Linked DNA regions of Homo sapiens: region 1 is linked to region 2. Evidence: read pairs that join two places in POLR2A ChIA-PET (ENCODE). Cell type or tissue: PC-9. All regions are shown on one strand.

The links. Peaks named below come from ENCODE experiments on the same cell type or tissue, not always from the same donor. Only the 100,000 strongest peaks of a DNase experiment are listed, where the experiment ranks them.
Region 1: POLR2A ChIA-PET joins it to region 2 with 8 read pairs; 2 of 35 experiments call an interaction of 5 or more read pairs at or near these places.

What each region holds. Positions count from the first base shown.
Region 1 is chr11:70,144,528-70,149,527 of GRCh38, reverse strand. The region is part of intron 11 of ANO1 (anoctamin 1); the gene reads right to left. Among named protein-coding and RNA genes, the nearest start is that of FADD, 56 kb to the left of the region's middle. In PC-9, no CTCF peak of the experiment used is centred here; no DNase peak of the experiment used is centred here.
Region 2 is chr11:70,241,722-70,246,721 of GRCh38, reverse strand. No RefSeq gene overlaps it. Among named protein-coding and RNA genes, the nearest start is that of PPFIA1, 26 kb to the left of the region's middle. In PC-9, no CTCF peak of the experiment used is centred here; DNase peaks (open chromatin) are centred at 1,791, 2,611, 2,996 and 3,631; H3K4me3 peaks cover 2,318 bases; H3K27ac peaks cover 3,489 bases.

The DNA of each region.
Region 1 (5,000 bases), 97 kb after region 2:
AGGCATGCGCCACCACACCCAGCTAATCTTTGTATTTTTAGTAGAGACAGGGTTTCACCATGTTGGCCAGGCTGGTCTCGAACTCCTGACCTCAGGTGATCCACCTGCCTTGGCCTCCCAAAGTGTGGGGACTACAGGCGTGAGCCACCACGCCCAGCCAAGGCATTCTTTTCTTTATCAGTGTTTGGTGAGAGAGGGTGACATCCTGGGCTGAGAACTTCATGTGAATTCACGTGTTCAGCCCTCCCGCCAATCCTGTGAGGCAAGAGCCGTCATTCTCCCATTTTACAGATGAGGAAACTGAGGCATAGGACACTCAAGTCCCGACCGAGGTTACCCAGCTAGTCAGTGAGGGATGGGCAGCATGGTCTGAGAGCCCGTGCCTCAACCATCCTCCCCCATTGCTCTCGGGGGCCCCGGTTCGGAGGTCAGGAGGAACGAGGGTTGAGCCCAGGCCACTCACTCACTCGGGCTTCAAACCACCCCAGGGGTCTGCCTGCTGAATCGCACTGGCAGCTGCTGCATTCAGCTTCATATTCCCAACAGACAGAGCATGGTTCAAATGCCGCCTCCTTCAGGAAGCCACAGATCATCCCCCTCAATGTGAGAAAAACCCAGCTCCTCTCGGGACCTTCTTCAGCCTGCATCTGTCTTGCCCACGGTGTCAGTGCTGCCTTCCATCAGGATCCCCGTCCCGTGACTTGTATGTGAGGCAGGGATGGGGCCTCGTTCCCCTGGGCCCCCAGTTCCCAGAGGTGCCTGGGACAGACAGGTGCTCGAGTGGGCACCGAATGAGCAACTTTTGTGAGCACACAGCTTGCAAAAGGAGATGCCCTTGGCTGAACTGTTTATCCTGAACGCTTCTCCCTGCAGAAGAAAATCAGCAGAGGCTGAGGGGCAGAGGAATAGGAAGGCCACAGAGTTTCTCAGAGCTCACGATTCTCGAGCTGTTCCTTGCCAGGCACTGTTGGGAGCTGGTCAATCTACAGACCCCTCCAGGACAGGGCCGTTGCCTCTGTCTGAAGATGCTTAGTACAAATTTTAGGGCAATAATACCAGAGTTCAATACCAGCCACTGAGCTCTGTGACCTTGGGCAAGTTATTTAGCCTCTCTGTGCCTCTGTTTCCTCATCCATAAAATGGTGCCCTCTAATAATCAGACTGGGAGTATCAGTGAGGAAGTATCAGTGTGATTTAAGCCTCACGGTGATCATAGGAGGTAGGCGCTATTCCCATCCCCTCCATTTTACAGAGGGGGAAACTGAGGCTCAGAGGGATCAAATGGCTTCTCCGAGAAGCAGCAGCACTGACGTGCAAATAAAATGGGCTGTGCGACGGTGACCGTGCAGAGTGAATTCACAAATGTGGCCCTTAACTGAAGGCAGCGTGTGGCAGGAAAGAACGAAAGTCATGGGTGTGAACCTGGTTCAGAGGTCGTGAGTCTATGCATAACACATCCCATTCCCTTTAAGGCGAGGTGCGAATAGGGCTTCCAAGGATGCACGGGTTTGTCTAGGATGGCTACTGTATCGGCCGGCCCAGCCTGGAAATAGGAACCCCCCGCCGACCCCAGGTCTTTTCATAGCGGAGTAACTTAATCCTGAGACTTGCTCGCACAGGCAATGGAAAAGCTGAGAAGCCACACGGGGGATGGTGGGACCACCCAGAGATGACCCACAGCAGGAGCTGGCATCCGTTTCAGGATGGCAGGACAGTAGGAGGTGCTCAGCGCCAATGCTGGAGCCAGAAATTGGAGCTGCCCAGAAGAAGCTGGGATCACGGAGGAAGGGCTTCCCAGGGGAAGTCAGAGTCTGGAGAAGACACAGTCATTGCTGGGGATGTCCCAGGAAGTGGAGGGAGATGGGGAGCAATATCTCTGCTGCTCCCTTCCTCCCACCTTCTGATTTCCCAAAAGGGCTTCCCACTGGCTGAACCTACTGGGAAGAGGGAGAGCCAGGAGCCTGGGGAACGCGCCTCCCCATGATGCAGAGCTGAGCAGGTGAGGGAATGGCTATCGCTGAAACACCTGCTGGAAACCCAGCCACTCAGCAGACACGCACTGAGCACCATGGCTGGTGAGGAGGGCCACAGGGGGCCCAGCAGGAGGCCCCCAACCCCCAGGGCCCCTGACCCTCAGGAGGCAGACGGTGGGAGCAGCCTGTCTGCGGTGGGCACCCTCCCCAGGAGGCAATGCGGGGAGGTCTCTGCCTCCTTGAAGATGTCCTTTGGCCCCTGTAGCTGCTCTGGAGCAGTGGAGGAGGCCATCCATTCCCTGGTCTCTGCCTGGTCTGCAAGGCCCCCGATGTCTCCTCCACTGTGCTGTGAGAGCTGCCTCTTTCTGTCCTCCTCTGCCCGCCCAGGCCAACAACGCCCTTTTACGACGCTTTCTGGGGCCGAGCACTGCCCGGGAGGGCTGCTCCACGCACACCTGCAGAGTTGGCCTGTTTACCCGCTGTGATGGTTTGTATTGAGTGTCAACTTGATTGGATTGAAGGATGCAAAGTGTTGTTTCTGGGTGTGTCTGTGAAGGTGTTGCTACAGGAGATTAACATTTGAGTCAGTGGAGGGGGAGAGGCAGACCCACCCTTCATCTGGGTGGGCACCATCCCCTCTGCTGCCAGTGTGGCTAGAAAAAGCAGGCAGGGGAAGGTGGAAGAGCACACTTGCTGAGTCTTCCGGCCTTCATCTTTCTCCCATGTTGGATGCTTCCTGCCCTTGAACATCAGACTCTGAGTTCCTCGGCTTTTGGACTCTTGGACTTACACTGGTGGTTTGTTGGGGGCTCTCACGCCTTCAACCATAGACTGAAGGCTGCACTGTCGGCTTTCCTACTTTTGGGGTTTTGGGACTCAGACTGATCCACTACTGATTTCCCTTCTCCTCCACTTGCAGACAGCCTATTGTGGGGCTTGACCTTGTGATCATGTGAGTAGTCGATTCTCCTGAATAAACTCCCTTTCATATGTACAATATCCTATTAGTTCTGTCTTTCCAGAGAACCCTGACTCACGCACCTTCCCTGTCCCGGCCTCCCCAGCTCCTCCTCTTTCCCAGACTTGGCCTCCATTATGACACTCACCCCACTACCGCTCCGGCTCGCCCTCTCTGCACTGGCCAGCTTGCAGCATAACAACAGTCACCAGTTCACGAGGAGGTATCCGTGCACTAGCATTTTACACATATCAGTCAATCTCATCCTCACAACGACCGCAGGCAGGAAGGAGGATTCCCGTTCATAGATTTACAAACTGGAGACCATTTACAAAACTGAGATTCAGAGGCCTGAGTGCTGTGCCCAAGGTCAGCTGCAGGGGAGCAGCAGCCATTGGATTTGAACCTCATTCTCTTTGACTCCAGAGTCTTCACAGAACCACGATACTGGACCAACTCTCTGTGCAGATATTTAACTTTCCTTAAGAAAATAATAGCTGTAGCGTCACAAATCTGATTATTAAAGCATACCATCTTATGGATGAGGAAATGGGGGCACAGAGAGGTTAAGTAACTTGCCTAAGGTCACAGAGCTTGGTGGCTGGTATTGAACCTTGGTATTCTTTCTTTCTTTTTTTTTTTTTTTTTTTTTTGTTTTTTGAGAAGGAGTCTCTCTCCGTCACCCAGGCTGGAGTGCAGTGGTGTGATCTCAGCTCACTGCAACGTCTGCCTCCTGAGTTCAAGTAATTCTCTGGCCTCAGTCCCCCAAGTAGCTGGGACTACAGGTGCATGCCACCACGCCCGGCTAATTTTTGTAGTTTTAGTAGAGACAGGGTTTCATCGTATTGGCCAGGCTGGTCTTGAACTCCTGGCCTCACGTGATCTGCCTGCCTCAGCCTCCCAAAGTGCTGGGATTACAGTTATGAGCCACTGCACCTGGCATTGAACCGTGGTATTCTTGCTCTAAAATTTGTACTGTGTCTTCAGGTAGAAGCAAAGGCCCTGTCCTGGAGGTGTCTGTAGATTGGCCAGGACCCAGACTGGAGCCTAGAATGTAACCTGGCGGCTGGGGGTGGGGTGGAGGGTGAAGATGTTACAAAGATGTGGCTTGTTTGGCTCAGACACGTTTAAAAAATAAAGACATTTGACATAAAAATTATGCATTTCCTGCTTCTCCTTTAAAAGCCAGAAGCATTGGCAGCGGAAGGCTGGAGCTAAGCAATGATCATCCCTTTGTCAAAACTTGGGCATACCTTTCCACTTGGCCACAGACCCCACCATGCCCTATTGTCTGGCTTTTGTGGGCAGTGAGCGTGGGGGTGGAGCTGTGGAGTCCAGGCTTCACCAGCAGGAAAGGAATGTGAAGGCTCGTGCTGCGCCTGGTGGCCAGTCCTCAAAGCTGGCATTGTGAGCAGTGTGAAGAACCACCTTCTAGTGGAGTGAGCGAAGGCAGGAAGAACCCTGAGCTCCATCCTCCTCAAGTAATTCTCCTGCTCCTGAGCCCTCCCTCCTCACCCACACGAGTTCCGATTCCTGCCCTCCGAGGGTCCCAATCCTGGTCCTCCTTGCCAATGTGCCAACCACCTCATACAAATGTTGTATAATACCCAGCTGCTGCCAGGCGCTGGACACGGTGCTTTCCCACGCCTGATCCCCTCGGATCCTGCCCCGGCCCCCTCCACGCAGGGACGACGCACTCCATTTTATAGACACATAGCTGAGGTTCTGAGACGTCAGGGGACTCATCAAGTAAGGGCAGAAACCTGGACCCAGGCCTTCTGATGCCCAGATAGGCTGGCATTAGGGACGGGGCTTCCCACCCACATGAGTGTACAATGAAGAAACAGCCTTGAGTGCAGCAGCCTTACGAGGTGGCCAAAGGGACAAGCCCATCCCCCTGAAATCTGGAGTCCAGGAGTCACCACAGCACACAGCACAGAGGGTGGCAGCGAGCGAGAAGCCAGGCCTGGCGGGAGCGGATAGTTGGGCTATGGTCCCTTCCCACATTGATTTTCACAGCACAGAGTCACACAAACTCCTCATAGAGGCGTCCAGAGGCAGCAGTTGAG
Region 2 (5,000 bases):
TTCCCAAAGATCTGGGGTGGAGAAGCGCTCAGATTTACTCTACCTCAGGTGCAAGAAGTTTTGCAAGAGGGAGTAAGGACATCCCTTTGTCCCATCCCTTTCTCTTTGGTCCCATCCCTTTCTCTTTGGGAGCAGCCTGTGGTCTCCAGGACACCCAGAGAACAGCAGAGAAGAGCCCCCTGGCCGGGCTTGCACGGCAGCTGCCCCCTCAGCATGGACAGAAGGCTCCCCTCCTTCCCCAGCTTTCCCACGGGCCGCAGGCAGGTTCTTCCCCACCCCAGCTGTGTGAGCTCAGGCTCCGGGGGTGGTGTGGGGGAAGATGCAGACACTGGAGGCTCCCACCCACTGGCCAGGCAGGAACTTGCCTAGGGATAATAGGCTTTAGTCACTCATGAGAAAGATAACGACGACCTCTAATAACAACTGAAAAAATAAACCAGAAAACCTCACCACTATGGGGCAGCTGAGCCAGGAAGGGCCAGGCGTGGTCCCTCTGGGGCTTTCAGCTGAAAGAAACACACCTGAGACATGAAAGGTGAGGTGAGAAAGTGGTGGGCAGCTGCAAGTGACCTGTGGGGTCAAAGTCTCCAGTCTGCAGGGGCTCTGTGAGGAGAATGGTCACGCTTAGGTTGGAAGCCCCCTGCTCTGGGCCTGCACCTGCCCTTCTGATGACACACAGTGCTCAGGGCCAATGTCTGCTCTTTATCCCAGGAAGTAAAGAACAGCGCGTGTAGCCAGGCCCCAAGTGAGGTCAGACCCAGAAGAACTCCAGGGAGCTCCAGGAGCACATCCACAGGTTCACCTGAGATCTGCTGATGACCTTGGAGCCCATTCAATGGTCAGTGTGAAGCCATGCGCTCTGCAAGGCACTGCGCTCTCCGGAGCCAAATCACCGAGTCTGGATCCTGGCTCCCTCACTTCCTGTGCCACTTGACCTCTCTGTGCCTTGGTTTCCTCATCTGCTATGTTGAGTAACAATAGTACTCTTGTAGTATTTTAGTACTATAGTACTCTCCTACTACTAGAGGTTAGGGTTAGGGTTCAATGAGCAAATCCATGCATGTGAAGTCATGCAAAAAGGGTCAATAGTTGCAGCTGAAATTGGCACCTTCCTATCCTATAAGGAACCCTCTCTCAGCACAGGTGGTGGCCGCCCTGGGGCAGACGTGCTGGGGCTGTGAGTGCTGATGCTCACAGGAGGCCATGGGTCCCGCAGGGGTCTGGGAGAGTTACAGGGAACAAAATCTAATCTAGCCCCTAATCTGGAGGGGCTTACAGCCCGACGGAAGAACTGACAACAGCAAGATAAATATGTAAGAAGAGCCACTTATTCCACTTGCCTTCAGGCGGCCTATGAGGGCAGGGCACCGTGGCTCACATCTGTAATCCCAACACTTTGGGAGGCTGAGGCGGGTGGATCACTTGAGGCCAGGAGTTTGAGACCAGCCTGGCCAACATAATGAAACCCTGTCTCTAGTGAAAATACAAAAATTAGCCGGGTGTGGTGGTGCACCCCTGTAGTCCCAGCTACCCAGGAGGCTGGGGCATAAGAATTGCTTAAACCCAAAAGGCAGAGGTTGCAGTGAGCCAAGATGGCACCACTGCACTCCAGTCTGGGTGACAGAGCGAGATTCTGTCTCAAAAAACAAACAAATAAAAAAGAGGTCTATGAGGCCAGGGTCTGAAATGTAAAAACAAAATTCCATGCAGTCTGGGTTTTCCCCAAGCGGTCTCCTGACACTGCTCTTGCCAAAGTCTCCGGCCAGCTCATCGTGGAATCCAGAGGCTGCATGCGGCTCAGCCCTTCTCTACTTGACACCCCACAGCACTTGACCCTGTAGAGCCACGCCCTCCTCCCTTCCAGACTGTGACTAAGCCCCCTGGTTCTTTTCTAGGGCCCCTTCCCCTCCTTCCCTCTCCTCCTCCTCCATCTGCTCTCCCTGGCTAGTTGCAGCCATTCCTGCTGTCTCAGTCACCATTTAGATGCTGCTGACCGTATACTGAGTTGGATAATGTGCCCCCCAAATTTGGTGTCCACCAGGAACCTCAGAACGTGAGCTTATTTGGAAACAGGGTCTTTGCTGATGTAATTAGTTAAATTAAGATGAGGTCACAGTGCAGGAAGGTATGCCCTAAACCTAATGACTGGTGTCCTTATAAGAGGGCCATGTGAACTACAAGAGGAAAGGTGGCCATGTGCCAAAACGGAGGCAGAGATTGGAGCGCAGCGTCGCCAATGACTGCCGAAAACCACGAGGAGCTAGAAGAGACAAGGAAGGATTCTTCCCTTGAGCCCTTGGGAAAAGCAGGATTCTGCTGACACATTGATTTTGGACTTCCAGCCTCCAGAGCTAAGAGAAAGCACATTTCTGTTGCTTTAAGCCACCCCATCTCTGGTCATTTGTTTGGCAGCCCCAGGAAGCTAACACAGCCCTCACTGTATCTCGCTACCATCTCCTGAGCTTCCCACCTGACAGCCAGACAATTCCTCACACTCGGCCCTTCCAAAACCCACTCTCCCCTGAGATCTGTTCCCTCTCCAGAATTCCTCATGCCAAGGATTGCACCACTGGCTGCCCAAACCAGAACCCGGTCATCGCCCGGATCCTCCCTGCCCTCCACCCCTGAAACCCAGTGACTCATCAAGCCCTACACATTCCACCTCCAGAGTCTTTCTTGGAGACTAAAGAGACAACCAAATGCGACGCTGGCATCTTGATGGGACCCCGGCTCTCAAAACAAAAACCCAACCATGAAAGGCCATCCATCTGGACACAAACTGGGCAGCAGACGTCACTCCTGTTGTGTTTCCGAGGTGCGATACTGGTTCTGCGATTCAGGAGAAAAATGCCTTCATTCTCAGGAGATGCAGCTCAGGGTGAAGCATCACCATGTCTGAAACTGACTTTCAAATGGTACAGAAAAAGAAAATCCACCCACTTTGCTGTGTCTTGAGAGAGCAAAGCTGGAGATATCAATGATTGTTGACTCTAGGTAGAAGAAAATGTGTTTGTGGTACTGGTCTTTCAACTTTTCAGGAAGGTAAGAATTTTTCTGGTAGAAATTTGGGGGGAGGCCAGGCGCGGTGGCTCACACCTGTAATCCCAGCACTTTGGGAGGCCAAGGCGGGTGAATCACAAAGTCAGGAGTTCGAGACCAGCCTGGCCAACACAGTGAAACCCTGTCTCTACTAAAAATACAAAAATTAGCTGGGCGTGGTGGTGGCTGTAATCCCAGCTATTCGGGAGGCTGAGGCAGGAGAATTGCTTGAACCCAGGAGGCAGAGGTTGCAGTTAGCCATGATTGCACCACTGCACTCCAGCCTAGGTGACAGAGCAAGACTCCATCTCAAAAAAAAAAAAAAAAAAAAAAAGACTGGGGTAATCTTCTGACCTTCCTCATTCTCTGCTCCCACTTCCCTGCTCTGCTGCAGACCCCCAGCACCCCTCCTGCCTGGGGAATCTCTGCTCCAGCTTTGCCAGCTGGCTTCTACACACCGTCACTGCCAAACCCAATCCTGTCCACTCCAACCTGGTGACCACAGTGCAGTCAGAGTTCTCTCTCCAACGCCAGAACTTTCTCATGTCCCTCCCTTGCTGGAAGCCCTCTGAAGCCTGTTCCTGGGACAAGGATCACATTCCTTACATAATCTGTGAGGCCCTTGGTCACTTCTCCAGCCCCTTGCTGCTCTCAACATGAAACTCAACATTCCGGCTGTTCTTATCTTCTCTACACACCTTCTTACCTCCTGCCTTGCCCATGGAATGTCCTCTCCTCTGCCTTCATCTGCCGGGACCATCTTCAGGTCTCAACTTGATATCCCTTCTCTGCAAGTCCTTTGCCCCTGCCACCTGCTCTATGGAGCACATGTACTCTGCATATAATCTACAAAGCTTGTACGTTGTGTAGCAAATACTTTCCATGGTGGGTCATCTCTCCCTTACCCAGCAGAAACTTGTATGAGGGGAAAGATTGGAACTGTTTTATCATTCACTCCTACCCACCTGGCAGAAGACCTGGCACATGGCTGGTGTGTGCCATAGTTTCAATGTGTCCCCCAAAGTTCATGTGTTGGAAACTCCATCCCCAATGTGACAGTGTTGGGAGGTGGGCCTAATGGGAGGTAGTATTTGGGTCATGGGGGTACTGCCTTCCTGAATAAATTAATGCCATTACTGGGGACTGGGTTCCTTATAAAAGGACTAGTTTAGCTCCCTCTTGCCCCACTCCGTACCCTCTTTTGGGCCTTCTCCCATGGGATGACACAGCAAGAAAGCCTTTGCCAGATGTGGCCCCTTGACTTCTCAGCCTCCACAACTGTGAGCCAATACATTTCTGTTCATTATAAATTACCTTGTAATTATAAATTACAGTGGCTCACATCTATAATCCCAGCACTTTGGGAGGCCGAGGCGGGCGGATCACTTGAGGTCAGGAGTTCAAGAAAAGCCTGGCCAACATGGTGGAACCTTGTTTCTATTAAAAATGCAAAAATTAGCCGGGTGTGGGGGTGTGTGCCTATAATTCTGGCTACTCGGGAGACTGAGGCAGGAGAACCACTTGAACCCGGGAGGCAGAGGTTGCGGTTGGCTGAGATCATGCCACTGCAGTCCAGCCTGGGCAACAGAGCGAGACTCTGTTTCAAAAAATATATCAATAAATAAAAATAAAAATAAATAAAGTAATTAATTAATTACCCAGTCTATGCTATTCTGTTATAGCAGCATAAAATGGGCTAAGGTGGTTTGCAATAAGTAATCAATGAGTGGGTGAAAGTATGAGTGATGGCTGGGTGGGTAAGTGGATGGATGGAGGACAGGTGGGTGGATGGGTAGGTGAGTAAATGACATAGTACAAACAAAGGCGCCATCACACTCCAGTGGGGGTGAGGCCAGGTTTAACTGCAGGAGGCTCCTTAGAGGCTTGGAGAAGGCAGCATTTTGACGATGGCTGCAATTTAGTGAGCACTTCTTTGCTGGGCCCCAGACCCTGCACTGGAC